2 separate regions of the Homo sapiens genome follow, and region 1 is linked to region 2. Evidence: read pairs that join two places in POLR2A ChIA-PET (ENCODE). Cell type or tissue: HCT116. All regions are shown on one strand. Each heading gives the region's core, and the rest is flanking DNA. Links, peaks and the distances in the headings are about the cores only. Region 1 holds the start of CLDN4 (claudin 4). Region 2 holds the start of ABHD11 (abhydrolase domain containing 11).

Evidence for each region. ChIA-PET counts read pairs that join two places held together with the same protein. Peaks named below come from ENCODE experiments on the same cell type or tissue, not always from the same donor. Only the 100,000 strongest peaks of a DNase experiment are listed, where the experiment ranks them.
Region 1: POLR2A ChIA-PET joins it to region 2 with 12 read pairs; 15 of 35 experiments call an interaction of 5 or more read pairs at or near these places.

The regions. Positions count from the first base shown.
Region 1 is chr7:73,821,987-73,831,137 of GRCh38, forward strand. It overlaps CLDN4 (claudin 4), which reads left to right and starts at 9,010. Exons shown (of 1, transcript NM_001305.5): 1 at 9,010-9,151. RefSeq lists enhancers at 266-1,465, 5,369-6,016, 6,017-6,664, 6,213-6,507, 8,696-9,151. In HCT116, for the core only: no CTCF peak of the experiment used is centred there; DNase peaks (open chromatin) are centred at 5,787, 6,045 and 6,375; H3K4me3 peaks cover 1,276 bases; H3K27ac peaks cover 4,000 bases.
Region 2 is chr7:73,736,097-73,744,029 of GRCh38, forward strand. It overlaps ABHD11 (abhydrolase domain containing 11), which reads right to left and starts at 2,706. Exons shown (of 6, transcript NM_148912.4): 1 at 2,550-2,706; 2 at 2,232-2,367; 3 at 1,466-1,639; 4 at 1,125-1,295; 5 at 833-1,014; 6 at 1-595. The coding sequence starts at 2,674. The coding sequence ends at 463. RefSeq lists enhancers at 2,505-3,162, 3,163-3,819, 6,043-6,577, 6,422-7,621, 6,578-7,111 and silencers at 2,727-2,826, 6,906-7,025. In HCT116, for the core only: no CTCF peak of the experiment used is centred there; DNase peaks (open chromatin) are centred at 2,865 and 4,922; H3K4me3 peaks cover 2,697 bases; H3K27ac peaks cover 3,867 bases.

The DNA.
Region 1 (9,151 bases), core at 3,943-7,942, 89 kb after region 2:
CAAAAGCTCAAGCCACAATGCTTACGCCCTGATATAAAAAGAGCATTGAGTTGAGCGTGGTGGCTTACGCCTGTAATCCCAGCACTTTGGGAGGCTAAGGCGGGTGGATCACTTGAGGTCAGGATTTTGAGACCAGCCTGGCCAACATGGCGAAACCCTGTCTCTACTAAAAATACAAAAATTAGCCGGGCATGGTGGCGGGCGTCTGTAGTCCCAGCTACTCTGGAGGCTGAGGCAGGAGGATCGCTTGAACCTGGGAGGTGGAGCTTGCAGTGAGTGGAGATCGCGCCATTGCACTCCAGGCTGGGTGACAGAGTAAGACTCTGCCTCAAAAAAAAAAAAAAAAAATTGAAAAATTACAAAGCTCAAACCTAATCACCAGTGTGGCTGCTCCTGGCCCCACCCTGCCTCCTGCTCCCCAGGGGAGGGGACAGGTCAGAGAGGGGTGTGCCCTTCCAGGGGCCTGAGATGATCCAGACATGGGAGCTGGCAGGGAATGAGGGCTCCGGCAGGGCTGGGTCAGTAGGTACACCTGGCAATAGGGCAAAGATCTGGCAGCTGGACTTCTTGGGCTCTGAGAAGGCAAGAGATTAGTATCTGTGTGTGACAGGAGAGGGCGTGGCTGGTGTCCACCCATCCATGCTGGGAGACGTGGGAGAGATGGGGCGGGGACACAGGGCAGGAGAGAGGCCAGGCCTGGGGCCTCTGTGCCGGGAGGGATAATACGATCTCTGAGTCACCCCGAAATGGGGTGAGATGGTGCTGATGATCCCGGATTCCTTGGTTTTGTCCCTGGCTCTGTCACTGCTGACTCATGGGCTGCCGACCTAGGAGTCTCCTGGTCAGCGTGCGGGTTTCTCTCAGCCTCTTGGTGTGTCACAGAAGCAGACAGCTTCTCTGTAAACCGTCATCCTCAGGGGTGTGCCCGGCTTCTGGGTTCTGTGTTCTGGCATCCTCCGATATTCCAAGAGGAAGCAGGATAGGACGATCCCAGCTCCTTGCTCTGCCTACTGGTGACAAGACCTGTCCTGGCCTGGGACCAGGGGGGCTTCTCTGGGAGTCCTGGTTGGTCCTGAGACAGGGACACCCTCCCAGTGAAGCCCTACCTCCTCTGTCCTCCATCACCCAGCCCACAGCAAGGCCACCCTCCTGACTCTCCCTCCAATTAACCCAAGCTCCTGGGTTGCGCCCTTGAGGCCCACACCGATGCTCCCAACTTACTTTCCAGCCCTATTCCCTCACCTGTCTGGCTTCCGACTCCTCAAGTTGAGTTTTCCACAGATACTTCCTCCCCACACACACACCCGTTTTTGTCCCTGCTACTCTCCTTTTGCGAGAGCTCTCTCCTCTTCATAGGTCTCTAAGCTTTTACTCACCCTTCAGGTCTCCTCTCCACCTGCCACCTCCTCCAGGAATCCTGCCTGGTGTGCCCCAGGTAGAGTTGATTTTTCACTCTCCAGTGCTCACACAGAGCTTGTTTTCCCTGCGTGGGAGCTGTTTATTTAAATTCAGGCTGGCCTGATTACACCCTGATGAGCTCCATGCCAGCCCTGGGCCTGGCCCAGTGCGCTCAGCATGTCCTTCCAGAAAGAATGAAGGAATAAAAAAAGACGAAGAGTAATAAATAGGAGAGTAGGGGTAGAGGATGAGCCCCAGAATCAGACATTAGGCAGGGTGTGGATACCAGTCTTGCCATTATTCTGGTGGCCCTGGAATGTCACATCAGTTCCCAGAGCCTTAGTTTTCTCATCTCTAAGATGGGAATGGGCTAGGCATGGTCACACCTGCAATCCCAGCACTTTGGAAGGCTGAGGCAGGAGGATCACTTCTTGAGGCCAGGAGTTCGAGACCAGCCTGGGCATCATCGGGAGAACCTGTCTCTACAAAAAAATAAGAAGTTAGCTGGGTGTGGTGGTGCACACCTGTAGTCCCAGCTACACCAGAGGCTGAAGGTGGAGGTTTTCTTGAGCCCAGGAGTTTGAGGCTTCAGTGAGCTACGACTGTGCCACTGCACTGTAGCCTGGGTGACAGAGCGAGACTTCATGTCTTAAAAACAAAAACAAGAGAACAACAATGATGCCCCTGCACTGTTTTGCAGTGAGATAAAATGACTTCCTGTTATTCAATGTTATCCGAAGGCATTTAGGTTAGTGCCTGGCCCCGAAGCAGGTGCTCAAAACATGGTTTACTGGCTGGCTTGCTCCCTGAGAGGCCAGGGCAGAGGTGCCTGGCAGGAGGAGGCTGCCCTGAATGGGGAGAGGGAGGGGTGGGGCTGGAGAGGATTGACTCCTCCATCAGATTAGAGGGTCTTCAGGAATTCCACCGCCCTTAGGTCCTCTTCCTCCCTCGCCTCTGGGAAATTGGAGTAAAATCCAGTAGAGACAGGACTGCCCTGAAGTGAGGAGGCGGGAGCCGGAGGGAGTCGGGGAGGTGGGTGGGAAGGAGGGTTTATGGACCTCCCTGTGAAGTGGGGGAATGGCCTGTGAAGGGCTGGACAGCTGGGTAGGATGGTGGGAATGCTGAAGGTCACGGTAAATACGGGCTTGCTAATTATTTATTTATTAGAGATGAGGTCTTGCTCTGTCACCCAGGTTGGAGTGCAGTGGCATGATCATGGCTCGCTGTAGCCTCCAACTCCTGGGTTTAAGTGATCTTCCTGCCTCAGCCTCCCGAATAGCTGGGATTTACAGGTGTATGCGACCATGCCTGGCTAATTAAAAAAAAAAATTTGTTTTTGAAAAAGGGTCTCACTATGTTGCCCAGGTAGGTCTTGAATTCCTGGCCTCAAGTAATCCTCCTGCCTCAGCCTCCCAAAGTGCTGGGATTACAGGCATGAGCCACCATGCCTGGCCAGGTGTTTTGAAACTGACAGACATAAACTGAAATCGATGCACCGATTTGGGGTAAAGTAATTTAACAACGGTCCTCTAAGTCCTGTCCCCTGTGTAAGCCTCCTCCCCTTCACACAGTCATCTCTTCTGAGTCTCTCTAACTAAGCTCTCTCACCGAGTCCCCTCCCTTTGCTCAGCCCCTCTCCCCATCCTTGCCACCAGAAGTGCCAGACCCTGGGACTCCAGCCAGGAGGCATCAGTATGGTCTTTCTTCTCTTCCTTAGAAGAAACCCCAGAGGTGGCCACCGCCCCCACCCACGGCCCACGTGGTGCCCAACCTGGGGGCAGCACCCGCTCAGCCAGTCTCGCCAGACTGGTCAGCCAGGCCTGCCATCACCCAGCACCAGGCCGAGGGGGTGGATGGTCCGCTGGTGTGGGCGGTCAGGCTGAGGGCCAGGGACTCTCCTGTTCAGCCTGGTGCCAGGACTCCAATCTGAGCTCAAGGACTTCAGAAAGAAATAGGATCTTGTTGCCTAAAGAAAGAAAAAAATTCCATCCTTTACTATTTTTTATTTTTTGAGTTGGAGTCTCACTCTGCCTCCCAGGCTGGAGTGCAGTGGCGTGATCTCGGCTCACTGCAAGCTCCGCCTCCCAGGTTCACGCTGTTCTCCTGCCTCAGCCTCCCAAGTAGCTGGGACTACAGGTGCCCACCACCATGCCCGACTAATTTTTTGTATTTTGAGTAGAGATGGGGTTTCACCATGTTAGCCAGGATGGTCTCAATCTCCTGACCTCGTGATCCGCCCACCTCCGCCTCCCAAAGTGCTGGGATTACAGGCGTGAGCCACCGTGCCCGGCCTACTGTTTTTTATTTTTTAAGAGACAGGATCTTGGTCTGTCGCTCAGGCTGGAGTGCAGTGGTGTGATCTCAGCTCACTGCAACCTCTGCCTCCTGGGTTCAAGCGATTCTCCCACCTCAGTCTCCCGAGCAGCTCCCGACCACAGGCACACGCCACCATGCCCAGCTAATTTTTAGTATAGACGGGGTTTCACCATGTTGGCCAGGCTGGTCTAGAACTCTTGGCCCAAGTGATCCTTCCACCTCAGCTTCCTAAAGTGCTGGGATTACAGGTGTGAGCCACTGTGTCCGCCCTAGGAATCAATTTAATATACACTGGCTTCCCTGGCTTTAGTCTTCCTGTTCCCAGAAGACGTGGAGTACGGGCTCTGGGAGCTAGACTGCTCAGCTCACAGAGATCTTTTTGGCTGCAGGACAGTGGTCCATCACTGGCCCTGGGGCTCAGATGCCAGCGGGAGCTTGGGGTTAGAAGGGAGACTTTGTTTTTGCCCCTTTGCTAGGGACTCCCAGGGAGCTGAACTCAGGGCAAGCTGCATGTGTGTGTGTTACAACTGGGGACTTGGGGCCAGGCGGGGTAGCTCACGCCTGCAATCCCAGCATTTTGGGAGGCTGAGGAGGGCAGATCACTTGAGGCTAGAAGTTCGGGACCAGCCTGGCCAACATGCTGAAACCCTGTCTCTACTAAAACTACAAAAATTAGCTGGGCGTAGTGGCGAGCACCTGTAGTTCCAGCTACTCGGGAGGCTGAGGCAGGAGAATCGCTTGAACCTGGGAGGCAGAGGTTGCAGTGAACCGAGATTGCACCACTGCACTATAGCCTGGGTGACAGCGACATTCCGTCTCAAAAAAAGAGAACAAAACAAAACAAAACAAAACAACTGGGGACTTGGCCAAGCCCCTGGAACTCTGGGGACAGGGGTCTGAAAAGTCCTAGCTCCCACCTGTTATGATCAGGATCCGAACTGCGCAGCAGCTGCTTTGCGTACGGAACTTTGCTCCCTCCTCTTGTTATTAAACTTTTTGGCTCACAAAGCATTTTTACTTCCTTCTCTCATTTCATGTGTATCTCAGACTGGGGAGTGGGCCCCAGTGTTCTCATTGTACAAAGGAGGAAGTTGGGGCTCAGAGATGGAATTGGCTTCTCCAAGGTCACAGGGCTGGTAGGATGGCTTATGGATACACAGCTTCCCAGCTTTTGTCCTGAGCTTTTTGGCTCATGAAGCATTTTCACATCCCCATCTCATTTCACGTCTGTTTTTGTTTTTGATCCTGGAGGGGGTGCAACATCCTCATTTTTACAAAGGAGGAAGCTGTGGCTCAGAGATGGTTCCTGGGCTGGAAAGATGGTTTATGGGGTGGGCAGAGATGGGTGAGCTGATCTGGTGGTTTTTATCCTTGATAGAAACCAGCAGGTGTGGCCAGGCGCAGTGGCTCACGCCTGCAATCCCAGCACTTTGGGAGGCCGAGGCGGGCAGATCATCTGAGGCTGGAAGTTTGAGACCAGCCTGGCCAACATGCTGAAACCCTGTCTCTACTAAAACTACAAAAATTAGCTGGGCGTAGTGGTGTGCGCCTGTACTCCCAGCTACTCGGGAGGTTAAGCCATGAGAATTGCTTGAACCCGGGAAGTGGAGACTGCAGTGAGCAGAGATCGTGTTGTCTCAAAACAAAAAACAAACAACAAAAACAACAAAAAACAACAACAAAAAACAAAAAAAAGCACGTGATCCAATTCTGTCAGCACAAAATCACACAGTGCATGTTATAAAGAAGAAAAAGAAAATAAATGAGTGCCAACCCTGTACTCTCTGACCCCAAAACCAAGGTGATGAATGGCAGATGTCTTATAAGGTGTTCCTGTAAAAGATCTTCGGGCTTTGGGAAGAGGGCCAGATGCAGGCCTAGAGGTAAATTTCCTTGTTTTCCTCTGCCTTAGGGCTATGGGAGCTGGAGCGGAGAGGAGAGAAGCACCTTGCCTTTGCTGGTGTTTTTCCCGCAGCAGGTGGGTGGGACTGAGCCAACGGTCTCTTGGCATCAACAAAGCATCAACAAATCTCTCTCCAGCTCCACTTGTGCTGAGCTACTGGCTGATCCCCAAGGACATCCTTCTGGCCTCTCCTTCACACCTGGGTCCCCTAGCCCTGCGTGAGCTCTGTGCTTCTTCCCCTGCCCTGTGTCTGCTCTATGCCTGGAGCCTCTGTACCTGCCCTCTCCTCAACCCCCAACCCCTCCCTGCTCTCAGCTCCCGATACGCGTGGCTATGCCTGGGAGGGAAGGACAGCTTCTTAGGGCCACAGGTGGACTGTTGTAGGGCTTGCATGCTCCCCTCCCCCATGCCTGCTTCTCCAAGTGGCACTTGGCTGTGTCCCAGGAAAGCAAGGGCAGGAAGTGGCAGGGCGGGGGCCGGGGGCCGGGGGGGCAGGAGGCGGGCGGGGGGTTGGGGGGGGCAGGTTCTGGCCATCTGGCCAAGTCACGTGTCTACTCAGAAAGCTTGTTAAAGGCTACCTGGCTGGGACCACAGGTAAGAGGCACCTGGGGAAGGAGGCACCCATGCTGGAGTGCCCACCCGTCCTGGGCAAGGCCCTGGCCTTCTCTGGGCTTCAGTGTACTCCTTTGAGCCAAGGCAATAAAAGTCCCTGCCCTGCTGACTGGCAGGAGGCTGTGATGAGGTCATCTCCAGGAAAGCACTTATCGCCAATCATGATGTTACTTATCTCTGGTGTTATTCAGCCCATAGGCTCTGTGTGTAGAGGGAGCCTTGTAAAGAAAGCCCCAGGGAGGCGTGGTCTGGGCAGAAACCATCTCTGTTTGCTTTGGTGTGTGTGCCTATGATGGGGGTCAAGGTATAGGAGTGTGATTTGAAACTGGAGAATGCTTCGTTCTTTCCATCATCAAACATGTCTTTTTTTTTCTTTTTTTTTAGATGGAGTCTCGCTCTATCACCCAGGCTGGAGTGCAATGGCGCGATCTTGGCTCACCGCAACCTCCATCTCCCAGGTTAAAGCGATTCTCCTGCCTCAGTCTCCTGAGTAGCTGTGATTACAGGCGTGCGCCATCACACCCAGCTAATTTTTGTATTTTTTAGTAGAGATGGGGTTTCACCATGTTGGCCTAACTCCTGACCTCGTGATCTGCCCATCTTGGCCTCCGAAAGTACTGGGATTACAGGTGTGAGCCACTGCACCCGGCCCAAACATTTCTTTTTCTTTTCTTTTGAGACAGAGTCTTGCTCTGTTGCCCGTGGCTGGAGTGAAATGGTGCGATTATAGTTCACTGCAGCCTCAAACTCCTGGCCTTAAGCGATCCTCCCATCCTGGCCTCCCAAAGTGCTGGGATTATAGGCATGAGCCGCAGCAACCACTCCTCACATTTCTTGAGCATCTGTGATGTATCAAGCCAGATGCTGGGCACTGAGGTTGCAGAAGGCATTGTTCCTGTCTTCTAGGAGCCCCAGGCTAGCAGGGAAGACGGATGTGTATAGAGTTAACCACAATACCAGGCCTCAACTTCCCGTCTGTAACACAGGTGGACCATGCTAGATTGTCCCAGCCTGCCCTGTGCTTCATTAGCCGGTCAACAGATCCATCTCAAATACCTCCCATGGGTACTCACTGATTGCTTTAACCCAAACCATGGCACTCTTGAAGACTTTCCCTCAGGAAGCTCAAGGACTATGCATCCTTCTGGGTCAGAACTGGACACACAGCCACCAGTGCTGGACAATGGCGGCGGCTCAGGGACACACTGGAGCCCTGGCCCCTGCAGAGCTCCCAGCATGGTTGGGAAGAGAGATGCAAAATGACCACACGGCGGGTGAGGAGGAGCTCCCTCGGTGCGGCTGGGATGAGCCCTAGACACTCTCAATCACCCCCACGATGACCCCTTCCCAGAGGTCCCCTCAGTCATCTGCCCTGAACCAAGCTCTTCCTGATCCTAGACCCTCCACCCTCCCTCTATCTTCCAGGGCTTGGTGACATTCCAGGCAGAAATTTCTGACCCTTTTACTTTGGTCCCTCCCTCCCCAGCCCAGTCTCTGGTCAAACTGGATTCCTGGCTGTTCCCAGAACGAGCTGCCTTTCCCCACCTTGCCACCTCTGCCCTTGTTCTCTCTGCCTGAATGTCCTCCTTCACTAGCCTCGCTGCCTTGCACATCTCTCCTGAGGGCTGTCATCCCAGAATGAGCTGCATTTGTCCAGCCTGGCCCACCGTCTACCAGAACGTCCTCCTTCAGCCTGTCCCACTGCCTTGCAAAACTTTTCTGGGGGACCTGTTCACGATGCCTTCTGTAGCATACTCCAAGAATCCGGCGCCCCCTGGAGTTGTGCCACACAGCACCCCTTTGCAGTCAAGCTCCCTCAGCACCACCACCTCCACCCTGGAAGAGTTCCCCTTCCCTTTGAAATCTCATGGGACTTTGCACCCACTCTGGCTTTATTGGAAGGCTTTGTATGTCTCCACAGGGTAAACACCCATTTACTGGGGTGATGATGTCTCCAGGATCTAGTTCATGTTTGTCGTTGGTGACTGGCCCCACCCAGTTCTGGGCAAGCAGGCTGGATCCCGGCAGGAACAGAGCCCACCAGCCTAAACTTCCATGGAGGTGGAGAGGGGACAGGCTTCTGTCTCTTTTTGGCTGAAGGTGCATCATGTCCAAGGCCCCTCTTCTAGCCAAGCAGAGAAGCTGGGTGATAAGGATGGGTGAGAGTGGGTGATGTACCCCGGAGTCCTGGCCTCCCGGCTCCTCACTCCCCTACACGTAACTTTATCCGGCCAATGCCGCAAAGACTGCTGGTGAGGCCAGATGCATGAGTGATCATACTCACAACAGTCGTGAAACTGCCAGTGATGAAACTGGTAAGGACAAGAAATGACAATAATCAAGGTGGGGTTTCTCGTGGACGTTTCCAAGACTTCATTCTCAAATTCTCTCCCTCAGGGTCCCCACCCTGTCCTCCCACCTAAGCCTGGAATGAGGGGGCACTGGCCTGTGGGGACCCTGGTCTTCAGGCTCCCAAACCTGGCTGGGTCTGGTTGCCCCCTGGCCTTAACCTGTGAACATCCAGCTGTCCCTGGGCTGTGATTCAGTGTCTGTCTCCCGGGTGACCTCAGCATGGGCTTTGAGGAAGGGGAGAGAGTAGTTTCTTCTGAGACTGGATAGTGACTCAGGGACCCGGGGCTGGGGCCTCAAAAGTGCCTTTGTTGGCCTGGGCTCAGGAATCCAGAGAAACTGGTCAGGAGGAGGCCCCAGTGACAAAAACCCCTCCCTCTGCCCCCGCCCCTCTGCCAGAGCCATATAACTGCTCAACCTGTCCCCGAGAGAGAGTGCCCTGGCAGCTGTCGGCTGGAAGGAACTGGTCTGCTCACACTTGCTGGCTTGCGCATCAGGACTGGCTTTATCTCCTGACTCACGGTGCAAAGGTGCACTCTGCGAACGTTAAGTCCGTCCCCAGCGCTTGGAATC
Region 2 (7,933 bases), core at 1,074-5,073:
GGGAGTAGTGTCTTTATTCATTAAAGCCTGAGGTCTGACCACCCCTGTAAAACCTCGTGCCCACACAGTGCCTGTCTGAGTCCTTCTGTGCCCAAATGTGGAGCAGGCTGCAGAGACTTGAAGCCTGGGGTTTTGTGCCTCCTTTTTGTTTTGTTTTTTTTGAGACAGAGTCTTGCTCTGTTGCCTAGGCTGGAGTGTAGTGGTGTGATCTCGGCTCATTGCAACCTCTGCCTCCAGGGTTCAAGTGATTCTCCTGCCTCAGCCTCCAGAGTAGCTGGGATTACAGGTGTGCACCACCACGCCAGGCTAATTTTTGTATTTTTAGTAGAGACAGGGTTTCACCATGTTGGCCAGGCTGGTCTCCAACTCCTGGCCTCAAGTCATCCTCCCGCCTTAGCCTCCCAAAGTGCTGGAATTACAGGCATGAGCCACCACGCCCGGCCATCTTCTTGCCAGCAACTCTTAGACCAGGAAGCCTCGGATGGCAGCTATGAAGTCCTGTGGGCGGTCAGCGTGGATCCAGTGGCCAGCGTTCGGCACCGTCTGCATCTGGGCCCGAGGGAAGAGCCGCATAATCTCAGGGTGGTGGCTGGGACTGTGCATCGCAGCGACGGCCATCAAAAACGGGTGAAAGTGGGATGAGGAGGAGTGAAAGAGACACGTGGAAGCAGAACGGGGAGAAATGGAGAGAGCTGTGTGAGCCCATATGCCCGGTGGTATTTCTGGCCTCTCAGCCACCCCCCTTCCACACCCAAGGCCTCCCCTGGTAGGGTCCCCAGGCTGGGGCCTGGGCGAGTAAAGCATGCCCCTCCTACTACCCAGGCTAGCTTACTGCACGAACTGGGAGTTTCCACCAAGGAGAAAGAGTGTTGGCCCGAGGTAGGACTCCTGCCTCTGTGGGAAAGCCAAGATCTTGTCTAGGTGCTGGGTCAGGGCATCCAAGTTCACCCTCCACACGAAGCGCCCGTCTACCTCTACCAGGTTAGTGAGCAGGTGCTGCCGCACGGCCATGTCCTGTGGGGGTGCAGCAGTTGGGGGAGGTTCCTTGTGCGGTCTGGGGGTGCCACTCTTCCCTTGACAGGTCCTGGTCTACAATACCATCCGGGGCACCTTGGGTGTATCACCTGGATGACAGAACTGAGCTGTTCATCCGCCAGTTTTCGGGCACGGGAGCGGGGCAGCTCATCTGCGATGTTGATGGCCCTCATGGCTGCCACATAGGTTGCAAAGTGGGAGACACCTGTGCTTTCCACTGGGCTGATATCTACAGCAATGAGACGTTCCACCAGCTCTGGCTGTGGGAGAGAACCGAACTGGGACCAGTCTTAGGCAGACATAGGGAGTCTCAGGCATGGCTCCTGGAGCCTGAACTTGGTCATCCAACGATCATGTGAGTCCCAGGTTGCCTGCAGGGCCCTCAGGGTATATACTGAATGGGAGGAGGCCCCAGACATGGGCGGCTCACCCTCTGTAGTGCCAGCAGCATGGCTGTCTTTCCTCCCATGCTGTGGCCAACGACGACGCAGGGCACCAGGCCCAGCTGGGGCAGAAGGTCCTGCAGGTCCTGGCTCATGATCTCGTAGCTCATGTCTGGGCTGTGGGGGCTGTCACCGTGGTTACGAGCATCCACCGTCAGCACCTGGGGAGTGGGGTGAGACGGGGCTGCGTTGATATCCCCATTCTGGGGGTAGACAGCCAAAGGCTTGTAGGGACAGCAGGTCAAAGGTGTGGAGAGCCTGGGGATACACCCTGTGGAGGGGAAGGGCCCAGTTTCCAGACCTAGGAGGCCCAGATGAAGAACCTGGGGCCACTCTGCCAGAGAAGAGCAGGCCCCAGGGTTGTGACCACGTCTCTGAAGGGCTGGCCTGGCTGGGTGGCAATCTCGGAGAATGCCAGGAAGGAGACTCCAGGAATTTCCAACAGTAGGAGCACAGAAGAATGGGCTGCCATAAGAGGTGGTGAGCTCCCGGTCATCCCTAGTGAACAAGCAGGCCCCTTCATGGAAAGGGTGCAGGCGCCTAGGCATGGGCCAGCCCCGATGGAGATCTACAACATGAATTAATGAAGATGGCAACGTGAGGGAATAAATGGGGTTGCCGTTCAGGGTCCATACTCAGAGTGAGGGATCTGGAAGTGAGCGTGAGAAGCGGGACCCCCCCTGCCCCGCCTCCTCTCAGGCCCCGCCCACTCCCGCCCAGCCCCAAAGGAGCCCCGCCCACTCGAAAGCTCACCCTACGGCCTGTCTGCTGGGCCAAGATCTTGGCGATGGAGTTGAAGTTAGTTTTGCTGCCGAAGAGCCCGTGCAAAAAGACGACGGCCGGGAGGGCTGCCTCCCCGTCCAGAAGCCTGTAGGAAAGCGGAAGCGGCCTGGCAGGGGAAGGATCGAGGTCAGAGTCTGAGCCGGCGGAGACGGGGAAAGGGGTAGGGGGAAAGAGCTTTGGGGGAGAGGCCTGGGAGGTGACAGGCCCAAAGGGAGGAGATGGGGCCGTCGGGGCCCGGCAGGAAAAGGAGGACAGAGGATGGCCTCCCGCCCGGTGCCCTTGACTGACCTCGGCTCGGCGCCCCCTCGGCCGCCGCTGCTGCTGCTGGGTGCGACAGGCACCCTCGCGAAGCTAGGGCCGTGGGGGCCGAGTCCCTCACGCGGGAGCCTCCAGGCTCGGGTCCAGCGGAGCATGCTTGCAAGCTGTTGGCCGGCTCGCATCTCACAAGGTACGTCCTCCCCGCGCTCCTTCTCCCGCCCTAGCTCGCAGCCCCGCCCATTTCCGTCTTCAGCCGCCCCGCCCAGTTCCGACTTGAGCCCCGCCCTCTCCCCGCCCCCATCGCGGGATTCTCCGCCCTTGGTCCCGTTTCCTTACGTATCCCCGAGAACAGTCCGGCCCCGCCTCCATCCCCGCCCCTTACGCCATTACGTAATCCCCGCAGGCTTTGCGCGGGTCGCCCTGAGCGCCGCACCTGGCCTCGCCCTAGGCTGGGCAACCCGCGGTGCTTGCCCCTCCCCTCGCGAAGCGCCGCGGTGCGTAGAATCTGGGAATTCGGTCTGCGCCGCTCTGTGCGTGCTCGGTTCTGGTTGCAGCTTAGGGCTCGGTTCCCGCCCCGCACCTGCCATCGCTCACTGACCTGGGTGGCTGCCATCGTTTCTGTGCCGCCGGCGGGGGCGAGCGGCGCCAGGGTGGCTCTGGGCGGCGGAGTGCCAGTGTGGTGGCGCCGTGCTCCACTGCCGGGGGCCCGGGCAGGTTGGGCGGAGCACGGACACCCACCCATCCTGGAGTCGTCGATCTAGAAGGAGCTCGGGGGCACTCTAGAGCTCTTCCCCAAGCCCCTTCGTCCCTTTTACGTTTGGGGAAGGCTCCCCCAGTCTGATCCCACCTGCTTTTCTGCCCATACTCCCCATTCTCATACTCCCCTATCAGGCACCCTGCCTTTCAAGGTCTTCTCCACACCCCACCTCCTGCTGGGGTGCTGTCTGTCTTCCAGATAGCCAGTTGCCCGAGTCCTATACTTTTTTTTGGTGGGGGTCTTACCCTCGCCCAGGCCGGAGTGCAGTGACGCGACCGTAGCTCACTGCAGCCTCGACCTCCTGGGCTCAAGCGATCCTCCCGCCTTTGCCTCCCGAGAATCTGGGACTACAGGCGCAGACTAATTTTAACATTTTTTTTTTTTTTTTTTTTTTTACTGAATCATGGTTACAATTTTTTTTTTTAGGCCGGGTGCGGTGGCTCACGCCTGTAATCCCGGCACTTTGGGAGGCTGAGGTGGGCAGATCACCTGAGGCCAGGAGTTGGAGACCACCCTGGCCAATATGGTGGAACCCCGTCTTTACTAAAAATACAAAAATTAGCTGGGCGTGGTGGCGGGTGCCTGTAATCCCAGCTACTCGGGAGGCTAAGGCAGGAGAGTCGCTTGAACTCAGGAGGCGGAGGTTGCAATGGGCGGAAATCATGCCACTGCACACCAGCCTACCGGACGGAGACAGACTCCGTTTAAAAAAAAAAAAAATTGCCGTGGGTGGTGGCACGGCCCTGTAATCCCAGCTACTGGGGAGGCTGAGGCAGGAGAATCGTGTGAACTTGGGAGATGGAGGTTGCAGTGAGCCGAGATCTTGCCACTGCATTCCAGCCTCAGTGACAGAGCGAGACTCCATCTCAAAAAAAAAATTTTTTTTTTAAAAAATAGAAGCGGGGGCTTGCTATGTTGCCCAGGCTGGTCTCGAACTCCTGGGCTCAAAGTGCTGAGATTACAGGCATGAGCCACCACACCTGGCCCAACAAAATTTTTTTTAGAGAAGGGGTCTTGCTACCTTGCCCAAGCTGGTCTCCAGCTCCTGGCCTCAAGCGACCTTCCTGTCTCAGGTATATGGCTTTTATTTTATTTTTTCTGAGACAGGGTTTCACTGCGTCACCCAGGCTGGACTGCAGTGGCACAATCACGGCTCACTGCAACCTCTTCCCCCTGGGCCCAGGCAATCTTCCTGCCTCACCCTCCCGAGTAGCTGGGACCACAGATGTGCACCACCATGTCTGGCTAATTTTTTTCTGTTTTGTAGAGATAGAGTCTTACTATGTTCTAGGCATAGCAAGGGGACAGTTTCAGGCTGGTCTGGAACTCCCAGACTCAACTGATCCTCCTGCCTCAGCCCCCTGAGTAGCTGGAATTACAGGTGTGCTCCACCATGCCTGGCCTCAGCTATAGGCCTTTTAAGGCATTGTATAACTGCTGCCTCCTCCTCAAGCCTTCGCAGACTTTCTGAGTTAAAACTAATCTCTTTCATGGAATGTTCTGGAAGCATTTCTCAGAGGCTACTGTGTAGTATTATAGAGGCAGCCCTCCCTGTGTGTCCACAGCGGGAGCTATGTCTTGTTCATCTGGTGCAAAGTGGTAATAGTCATCAAGAGCTTCAGGGCACTGGTAAATGCTTATGTGGAAGTCCTGCGGGTGGCTGGGTTAGTGGCCCTCCCGGATATGACACCTGGGCCAGCTAGTCTTACACTGACCCCTCCCCCACCTCCTTAGGGCGGTCCAGGACCTACAGGATGAGTCCTAACTTTTTTTTTAAAAAAATAATTAATTAATTAATTATTACTATTATATTTTGAGACGGAGTTTTGCTCTTGTTGCCCAGGCTGGAGTGCAATGGTGCGATCTTGGCTCACCGCAACCTCTACCTACTGGGTTCAAGCGACTCTCCTGCCTCAGCCTCCCGAGTAGCTGGGATTACAGGCATGCGCCACTACGCCGGCTAATTTTGTATTTTTAGTAGAGACGGGGTTTCTCCACGTTGGTCAGGCTGGTTCAAACTCCCGACCTCAGGTGATCTGCCCGCCTCGGCCTCCCAAAATGCTGGGATTACAGGTGTGAGCCACTGCGCCTGGCCATTAATTTTTTTTTTTTTTTGAGACAGGGTCTGGCTCTGTCATGGAGGCTGGAACCTGGCTCACTGCAACCTCTGCCTCCCGGGTTCAAGCAGTTCTCATGCCTCAGTCTCCCGAGTAGCTGGGACTACAGGCGCGCATCACCACACCTGGCTGATTTTTTTCTGTTTTTGGCAGAGACAGGATTTCACCATGCTGGCCAAGCTGAGGATGTGTCCTAACTCTGTAAAGCTCCATCTCCTGCTTAATGGGACCCTGAGGTGTTTGGTTCCAATCTGAGGAGGGCTGAGGTCACCGAGGACTCTAAGCACACCAGGTGGTGTGATCATGTTTCCCGCATAGTAATTAGGGGAGTGATGAGGACATCTGAGCCCTGTATGGGGGCTGGTCCCAGGCCTGGGAGGGGTCCTTGGAGAGTGTTTTTCTAGAGTTGGTGGGTGTTTTTCTAGAGTTGGTGGGTGTTTTTCTAGAGTTGGTGGGTGAAGGGCGTGGGGGTTGAAGATTCAGAACAATAGTATTTCAAAGGTGCTTTTTTTTGTTTGTTTGTTTTGAGAGAGTCTCTCTGTTGCCTATGCTGGAGTATAGTGGGACAATCTCAGCTCACTGCAACCTCTACCTCCCGGGTTCAAGCGATTCTCTTTTGCAGACTCCCAAGTAGCTGGGATTACATGTATGCGCCACCATGCCCGGCTAATTTTTGTATTTTTAGTAGAGACTGAGTTTCACCGTGTTGGGCAGGCTGATCTCAAACTCCTGACCTCAGGTGATCCTCCTGCCTCGACCTCCCAAAGTGCTGGGATTACAGGCATGAGCCACTGTGCCTGGCCTCAAAGGTGCTTTCAAATTGATCCCTGCCATACACCCCACCCTCCACCAGGTAATCTCAGCCTGGCCCAAGATCCCCACATCTAGGGGCAGAAGCAGCCTTGAGATATTTACTCAGAGTCCTGGGCCCCAGCCCTGATCAGGTGGCTGATGAAGGCAAGCAGAAAAACCAGTTGGTTTGATGTTTCCACTTGAACATTCCAGAGAAAGTGGTGGGGGCAGGGGAGGGGTCGTTGCTACCTGGGAATGGATCTGGGGGTGGTGTCATCCTGGGGGCTGCCCAGCCCTCTCAGCTTGTTAGGAACAGGCCAGGAAGCGTGCTGTTGGTTGGCGAAGGCCTCCTTCTAGGGGAGGCCAGAGGGGAGGACTTCCGGAGCCCCTGACATGTGGAGGTGAAGGTGGGAGGTGAAATGGACTATCGCTCTTTGGAGGTCGAGTGTACACTGCCCCATCCGTGTTCCCAGGCTTCCTGTGAAGTGGGAGGGTGCCGTCCTTATTCTGCTGATGAGGAAAGAGAGGCTTGGACGGCGAAGTAACCCAGCTCCAGGTCACTCAGCCAGTGCACAGCCCGGATTGTTTCCTTCACTGACTCCTAACGCAGTGCTCCGTGTATTTCATCACCACCCTTCAGGCCGTGGGGACCAAGGGCCGAAGGGGTGCGGCCTGAGGCGGCCGGGACACTGCGCCTAGGTGGCGCGGTGGCATTGAATGGGTTAAGGAGGGGAGGTGGCGGGTGTCCCTTAACTGCACCTGGCCCAGTATCGGTCACGTGGCCAGGGTTTCACCTGCCCCGCTGAGCAGGGACAATCAGGCTGCTTGTTTTGTGGCCGGTCGCCATGGTGACAGCAGCTTGCCAGGGGCGGTCATGGGGCAAATTCCTGCTGGCCAGCCGGGTGGGGCAGGAGTGTCAGCTGTGCTGGCACCAGTCGGGGCTTCCCGAAAGACCCCTGGAGCTTTCCCGTGGGGCTGTCCCTGGGGGGCCCCTATGTGACTCCGCTCGAAACCTCCTCCCATCTCAACCCCCACATCAGCCCAGCTTCTCTCCTCCCAGATTTTGAACCTGAGTTGATGTATTAAGCAGCCGGGATTTTCATATACGTTATTGTGTTTAATCCTCACACAGCAACCTTTCCCATGTGGGAATGGTAATCCCTGCAGGTCTGCTGCCGGCTGCGCCTCCCCTACTACTCACCCAACACTTTGAGAACACTGGCTCCTTCCTGCCTTGCTTCAACAAGCCCAGATCCATTAGAGCCTCTCACTGCACGCCAAGCACCTTCCTAGACGCAGCCGTGAACAAAACAACAAATTAATCTCACAACAAAGGATTATGTCCGAGTATTTATTTTCTTCGGAACAGGTTAGGTTGGCCCCAGTCATCCAGAGAAGGTGGGGACGGTACAGGATCAGGCCAGGGCTCTGGTATCCAGAACATCTCCACAAGCTCTCTCTGCCACCTCCCTGCCTCACCCGCACCTGCTGCCCACCAAGCCTTCCCACGGATTGTCCACAGATTCCCACCAGCCCCACAGATTCTCCTGCTTCCAGTCATTGCTCCCTCTGCTCCCTAACCTCCAACAGGCCCTGCTGACAGTAACAGTTGTCAATTTTTTTTTTTGAGATGGAGTCTCGCTCTGTCACCCAGGCTGGAGTGCAGTGGCACGATCTTGGCTCACTGCAACCTCCACCTCCCAGGTTCAAGCGATTCTCCTGCCTTAGTCTTCAGAGTAGCTGGGATT